Regions from separate parts of the Homo sapiens genome. Here region 1 is linked to region 2. Evidence: chromatin contacts called from ENCODE Hi-C or POLR2A ChIA-PET data. All regions are on one chromosome and are shown on one strand. The core of a region is the stretch at or near the end of the contact, and the rest is flanking DNA. Distances in the headings are between cores, read along the strand shown. Region 1 overlaps HABP4 (hyaluronan binding protein 4). Region 2 holds the start of HSD17B3-AS1 (HSD17B3 antisense RNA 1).

Evidence for each region. A loop is a pair of places that touch in the nucleus more often than their neighbours do. ChIA-PET counts read pairs that join two places held with the same protein, here RNA polymerase II (POLR2A). Pooled maps may share reads with other maps.
Region 1: a loop to region 2 is called in a map with no recorded cell type, with 3 times the contacts of the local background. The contact joins the enhancer-like site here to the promoter of HSD17B3-AS1 in region 2. A Hi-C loop is called at or near these places in 1 of 37 single-sample maps with no recorded cell type and 8 of 50 pooled maps. POLR2A ChIA-PET finds 5 or more read pairs at or near these places in 1 of 52 experiments (activated CD4-positive, alpha-beta T cell).

The regions. Positions count from the first base shown.
Region 1 is chr9:96,482,630-96,486,157 of GRCh38, forward strand. HABP4 (hyaluronan binding protein 4) reads left to right here. Exons shown (of 8, transcript NM_014282.4): 6 at 1,833-2,004. Among named protein-coding and RNA genes, the nearest start is that of HABP4, 34 kb to the left of the region's middle. Within about 2 kb of position 1,907, at least 2 of the 41 ENCODE cell types and tissues checked have a DNase peak (open chromatin) inside an H3K27ac peak, as active enhancers do.
Region 2 is chr9:96,244,881-96,248,302 of GRCh38, forward strand. HSD17B3-AS1 (HSD17B3 antisense RNA 1) reads left to right here and starts at 1,583. Exons shown (of 3, transcript NR_146524.1): 1 at 1,583-1,729; 2 at 2,343-2,455. It overlaps HSD17B3 (hydroxysteroid 17-beta dehydrogenase 3), which reads right to left. Exons shown (of 11, transcript NM_000197.2): 7 at 1,676-1,710; 8 at 465-546. SLC35D2-HSD17B3 (SLC35D2-HSD17B3 readthrough) reads right to left here. Exons shown (of 26, transcript NR_182427.1): 22 at 1,676-1,710; 23 at 465-546.

The DNA.
Region 1 (3,528 bases), core at 657-3,156, 240 kb after region 2:
CATGCCCATTCAGCAGTCACTCCCTATCCTCCCTCCCTGCAGCCCTGGCCACCACTGACCTGCCTCCTGTCTGTGTGAATCTGGCTCCTCTGAATATTTCATGTAAATGGAATCATACACAGAAGTCTTTTCTGCCTGGTTTATTTCACTTGCATCATTTTTTCAAGGTTTGTTCATGTCGTAATGTGTATTAATACTTTGTTTCTTTTTATTGCCAGATAATATTCCAAAAAATGTGCCATATTTGGTTTATCCACTCATTAGTTAATAGACATTTAGGTTGTGTCCACTTTTTGGCTATTATGAATAGCACTGCAGTGAACACTTGGGTTTAAGTTTTCATGTGGATGTGTGTTTTCATTTCTCTTGGGTATAAACCCAGGAGTGAAATTTCCGGGTCAGAGGCTAACTCAGCTTAGATTTTTGAGGAACCGCCAGACTGCTTTCCAAAGAGGCTACACCATTTCACATTCCCACTGGCAGTGTATGTGGGTTCCAGTTTCTCCACATCCTCCCCAACGCTTGTCAAATGTCGTTTTGGTTCTAACCATCCCACTGGGTGTGGACTGGTGCAGCTCTGTGGTTTTGACTTGTCTTTCTCTAATAGCTAATGATGTGCAACATCTTACTGCCTATTTGTATATCTTCTCTGGAAAAATGTTCACTCAGATCCTTGCCTTTTTTGGGGGGAGGGTGGTCATTTGTCTCAACTAAAGAGGACTTGTATCTAGAATTCATAAAGCATTCTTTTTTTTTTTTTTAAAGAGACAGTGTCTCATTCTGTTGCCCAAGGTGGAACACAGTGGCCATTCACACGTGTGATCATAGCTCACTGCAGCCTCAGATGCCTGGCCTCAAGCGATCCTCCCACCTCAGCCCCCTGAGTAGCTAGGACTATCGGCATGAGCCACCACGCTTGGCTGTTCATAAAGAATTCTTTATGTATTCTAGATACAAGTCCCTTGTGAGATATATTATTTGTAAATATTTTATCCCATTTTGTGGACTGTCTTTTTACTTTCTTGATGGTGTCCTTTGTAGTATAAAAGTATCTGATGATGTTCAATGTATGTACTTTTGTTGCTTGTTTTTTTGGTGTCATGTGGAAGAAACCATTGCCCAGTCCAGGGTTAAGAAAGTTTCTGCCTAGGTTTTCTGCTAAGAGTTTTATATTTTAGCTCTTGTATTTATGGTGTGAGGTAGGTCTAACTTCATTCTTTCTTTTGGTGTGTGTGGATATCCAGTTGCCCAAGCACCGTTTGTTGAAAATACTTTTCATTCTCCATTGAATTGTCTTTGGCACCACGGTTGGAAAAAAAAAATCAGTTGACCGTAAATGTGAGGGTTTATTTCTGGACTCTGAATTCTTTGCTCTCAATCTATATTTCTGTCTTTTGTTTTCTTTTTAAAACTCATTAAAGAGGATATTTGCAAAAGTATGCATTCATGAGCCACTGCTTTAAAACTTGTTTATGGTTTCCTGTATTTTATTTCAACCCATTGTCCATAATTACCTCATTTTGTCTGTCATGCTGTCTGGAAGGGAGTGCCAGTGGTGAAGTGTGATGTTAATGTCATCAGGATGGTGATGTTCCCATTTTTCAAAGATTGATTTGAACACAGATAGGAAGTATCTTCTGTTGGCAGTGATGACATAAAATGTTGAAAATGAAATATGGAAGCTTGTGAGTCAAAGATTTCCTTACCTTATTTGCATTTGAAATGCAGTACCACAAAAATATGTTGAATTAATGGTTATAACTTTTTCTTTATAAAGTAGACATTTTAGTACCATCAAAAAGTATTCTTTATGATTATATATCTCTTTATAGAGTTCCTGAGTTGGAGGTAGAAGAAGAAACCCAAGTTCAAGAGATGACTTTAGATGAGTGGAAAAATCTTCAAGAACAGACCAGACCAAAGCCTGAGTTTAACATCCGGAAACCAGAATCCACTGTTCCTTCCAAAGCCGTGGTGATTCACAAGTCAAAATACAGAGATGATGTAAGCATTGCATTTCGTATGTAGAGGTAATCTTTACTTTTACCTTACTGGAAGTGAAATGTACCTTTCCACTTCTGTCTTGAAAATGGAACATTAGTAGTTGGCAGTCTTTGTTTCTAATCAGAGATGATGCATGCCTAATTTTACTGTATTGTTCATTAAGAAAAGGAATTGAAACTTGAGGTATTGACAGATGCACAGAGCAGTTAGAGTGACAGTGCATCTTCTGCTCACCCTGGGACTATGCGGGTACTGTACACATACTGTGTATTAACTGTATTTCATTTTTCTCAAGGGAGAGTTACAGATTGTGTCTTGTACAATTCAGAGTTAATCAAAGGAGAACTACACTCTGTGTCCCCTGAGTAGGTTACTTTCAACTCTGTTTCTTGATAAGAGCATTTCACTGAGTAGTTGATGACTTTTTTTTTTTTTTGAGATGGAGTTTCGCTCTTGTTGCCCAGGCTGGAGTGCAGTGGCGCGATCTTGGCTCACCGCAACCTCCGCCTCCCGGGTTCAAGCGATTCTCGTGCCTCAGCCTCCCAAGTAGCTGGGATTACAGGCATGCGCCACCACCCCGGCTAATTTTGTATTTTTAGTAGAGACGGGGCTTTTCCATGTTGGTCAGGCTGGTCTTGAACTCCCGACCTCAGGTGATCCACCAGCCTCAGCCTTCTAAAGTGCTGGGATTACAGGCGTGAGCCACTGCACCTGGCCGAGTAGTTGATGACTTTTTAAACTGTGGTTGAGGTTCCATGCACTTCTGACGCCTTTCCCATGTTGGTTCAGCAGCTTTGCGCCCCCTGCCTAACTGCAGACGTGGCGGGAGATGAGTCCCCGAACGCTTGGCTGCTCGGTCAGGCACTGCCACAGCGGCCAGCGTGCTGCAGGGGTTGCTCAGGGAGCTCCTCCGTGTTGTGAGGCCTTATTGCTCACGGCTTACGTCCAGCTCTTCTCAGAAGCTTCAGTTTTGCAGGGAGAGGTTTCGGGGAAACATCTAGCAGCATATGTTGATAGGGATGCCATGGGGTCATCAAGTCCCCGACTTGTTACTGAACTTAAGGCTAGGTCCACTGAAGCATTCCCATTATGGGATTTAGAATCTGTATCATTCCATCTACAGCTTGATACCAGTCACTATTTCGAGGTGGGAGTGAGCAGGTAGCAGGTTCTTCCTCTCTGTGGGGTATTAGTTATTGATTTTCATGTGGAATCTCAGGAATGTTATGCTATTGTAGAGTTGTCATTTACACTTTGGTTAGTTTCATTTTCTGAGTGAGTACTTTGATTAGGTGTCATTTAAGATACAGGGTTCTTGGGAGGCCAAGGCAGGTGGATCACCTGAGGTCAGGAGTTCGAGACCAGCCTAGCCAACATAGTGAAACCCTGTCTCTACTAAAAATACAAAAACTAGCCGGGCGGTTGGCGGGTGCCTGTAGTCCCAGCTACTCGGGAGGCTGAGGCAGGAGAATCGCTTGAACCCGGGAAGCAGAGGTTGCAGCAAGCCGAGATCACGCCATTGCA
Region 2 (3,422 bases), core at 333-2,832:
CCCCCGGTCTGGGAAGAGGACCTCCCACTCAGCAGGAAAATCTGTTTTGGGATAAATCCATCCCTAGGGCCCCTGCATAGATTAACCTCCCTTGTACAGCGCCCCCTCCTCCTCAGGCTGTTTTTATGACTAGGGCATGGGGACACCAGGCTAGATCTCCCAGTCTGGAAGGAAGCTACAGTGTCACTTGTCAGCAGGAAGATGGCAAGGGCTCCCAGAGGAGGTGAGTGGGGCAGGCATCCCCGGAGGCTGGCCAAGTTGTGCACCGCAGGGCTTCGTGTGCCCAGAGCAGGTGCTTTATTCTAATTTTCTCTTGGACTTCCCAGTGAGTAGCTCAGCCCTGCACATAAGAGAGCATCTCCAGGTAAACCTTTCCATCAACTTGCCAGATGATCAAAGGAAATTGCCAACTGGGAGAAATAAGAGGAAGAAGGAAGAGACTTGGAAGTCATGACATCACTCACCTTGGAAGCTGAGTACATGGAGTAGAGAGGCCAAGGAAACAGGGCTATCCCAGAAGAAATGTTCAGGATGAGACCTTTCTGCCTGAAAGGCAAAGAAGCAAAGTTCCCATGGCTTTGTTGCCCTACCTGACCTTGAGTACAAAGAAAACAAAGGGTCCCGTGTGAACACTGCCGGACTCGACCCTTTCTAGGCTTCCGCAAGTGCTAGGGGCTCTGCTTCTAGGAATGGTAAGTGAACTTCCCCTACCTTCCCCTGGAGGGCGCCACACAGAGATGTCTGGATTTCCGCCGCACAGTGATGCCACCTGGCAGTCATGTGACATCATATAATGTGAGGGGCTTGCTCTTGGAAACAGGCTGTGCTACAACTGAGGTCTCTCCACCAAAATACTGATAACCAGCTCAGCTCAGGATTTAAGGGGAGAGAATCCTTCTCCCTTAAATGTGACCACATGAGCTGCCGGTCCCTTTGGACTCAGGACCCACAGCTGGACAGATGTCACATGGTGGAATATTGTCTTGGATAGAATTTCACAGTACAGGACCTGCTCACACAGATACCCTATGCAAGTCTCCAGGAGCCTTACTTGTCCTTTTGAAATTTAATATTCTTAATCCTTCCCAATTAGACGGATACAATGGAGGGGCAGGGGACAAGAAACTGCAAATTAGAATCCAAGGCCAAGCCCCTTCTTCCTCTAGGGAAGATAAGCTATCAAGCATTTGCTTTTAATGAACACACCTGAGAAAAACCAACTCCCAAATGGGCATTGGAATAGGGTGACATAAATATGGAATAAGTGGAGGAGCTGACAGGGCAGTGATTTTCACAATAAATTGGAGTATTCTCTCTGACAAAAGCTGAAATTCCTAACAAAGAGATGGTCTTGATCTCGGGCCAACTTCTGAAGTTTTCTTTTACACTCAACATTAGTTAATTTTTCTTTAATCCAGTGTGTGCTGAAACTGCCGTTCTCTTCCTCCCTCCAATGTGTGTTACGTTTGACCTTCACATGAGCTTGTCTGTCTGCAGAGCTGGCCTGGCCCAGAACGTTATGTTTTTTTTCCCATAATCACCGTGTGCTTTCATCATAGCTGTTATCGTTTGTTAAAGCACAGCCAGATGGACTCTGTGTCCCCAGTCCCTGAGTTAGCTGACCGCCAGGGCAGGGAGGCCATGTTGCTCCACACTTTTTTGAAGAAGGCCTTACCTTGATTCCATATGTTTCAGAATTAGCTGTGTCATCTACAAGAGAAGGCCAAAGGTAAGCCCGACAAGGAACTAAGTAGCAGTGCAAGGGGGCGGGATGGAAACAGGGAAGGGAGCGCGGGAGGAAGCTGGGAAAGAGCCTCATCTTCTCAGACGGCCTTGAAAATTGCTGGCACTCATTGGAGGTCACTCTGGCCACATTAGAGTCTGCCTGGAACCCACAGGAGCCAACCTAGACAAATGACAGGCTGCTCTGGGGCCTCTGATTTCTTCCCCCTAAAGCTAATGTCTTCCTGGAAAATGAGGGCAGTGAAAAATTGGGGGAATTGGCTTACAGCTGTGGGACCAACACTGAGGTTCCCATGATACTCTTCATTCTGTGGGACAGGCAAAAGTGGACTGGCCATGAGTTGGAATTGGGGAACTATGGGGAAACCTAACAAGACTCTGTAGAGAGAAGGACACCTCTTTGATTCAACAGCAACCGCTTACGCAGCCTGCAGCTAGGCTATGAAATAGCTCCGTGGACACAGTGCATGGCCACTCCTGTGTATTGGAATTACAAGAGCCTTGAGAGGCCCCTTCCCCCTCCCAGCCTAGAGACCCCTGAAAAGGTCTTCTCTGCCATTTCAGGAGCCTAAAAGAACTTTTTGTTTCAAAATTACAAGGTACACATTTTACAAATGAAGGAAGAGGCAACCCCATGGACTGAAATGTTCTCTGAAGTAGAATTGACCGCAATCAGGCCTGGCAGGCCTGGAGCAGATCCTGACTGCAGCAGGTTTGAGACAAGGGACCCAAGTGAAAGGAGAGGGGTGGAGACATCAAGGCACCTGGGGACCGGAAGACACAGGCTGCCCATTTCTCCATGCTGTCCAGGGGCCCTGCAGCAGCTCCTCAGAGGTGCCCACTCCCAGGCCAGGCCCCAGCCTGTCTCAGAGCCTCCAGGGAATGTCTTCGCTGCTGGGGGGCCAGGGGGCCAGGGCAGTGGAGGGGGTGGGGCTCTCTAGAACCACTGGGCTGCCTCTGCAACACTGGATTTTGGGGAAGAAGAGGGAGGATGAGGGGCGAGATAGTGTCAGACCGCTTTCCGTGAATGACTTCATAGGGATATTATATGAGCCTTGTCAGCCAGCACCCACATTGCCTCGAAGCCTCCCGAATGAACTCACTAGCCCTGTTGGCTGAATGATCCCAATGAGAGAGACAACACTGAATCTCGTGGGTCCCCGCCTCAAGGCTTCCAATGTTCAGTTTCTTATTCCACCTTCCCTTTGCCCTCAAATGCATATTCTCCCATCCCTGCCCCGAAAGAGAACTCGACTATCTCCAGACGGCTTCTTTAAAATAGTGCAGCTTCACTAGTCATGCTTCTAACCAGCATGGTTCACTGGGGCGTGGTATACTTAGAAGCTAAACTTCAATTTATTTTATTTCATACTTAGGGAACTTAGTGTTTATCAATATATAATTTTTTTAAACAAATCAAAGCATTTCTCTGCTAAAGGAGTCAGAGGGTTGTCAAGTGCATTTGGGAAATACCTATGATCAAACAGCCCAAGACTAAAAGGTCAGTTGTAAAATAACGTGAAAGACTTTAGTGGTAAGGCTGCAGATGACAGTTAGACATATAAAACTCATAATTACATCAGCTGGGGGCTCCAAAAAGCCATCAATTGCTAAGCACAAAAAGATGTGTGTACCCAATAGCAACTGAGCAAGAAACCATAAAATACCAGCATGCTTAT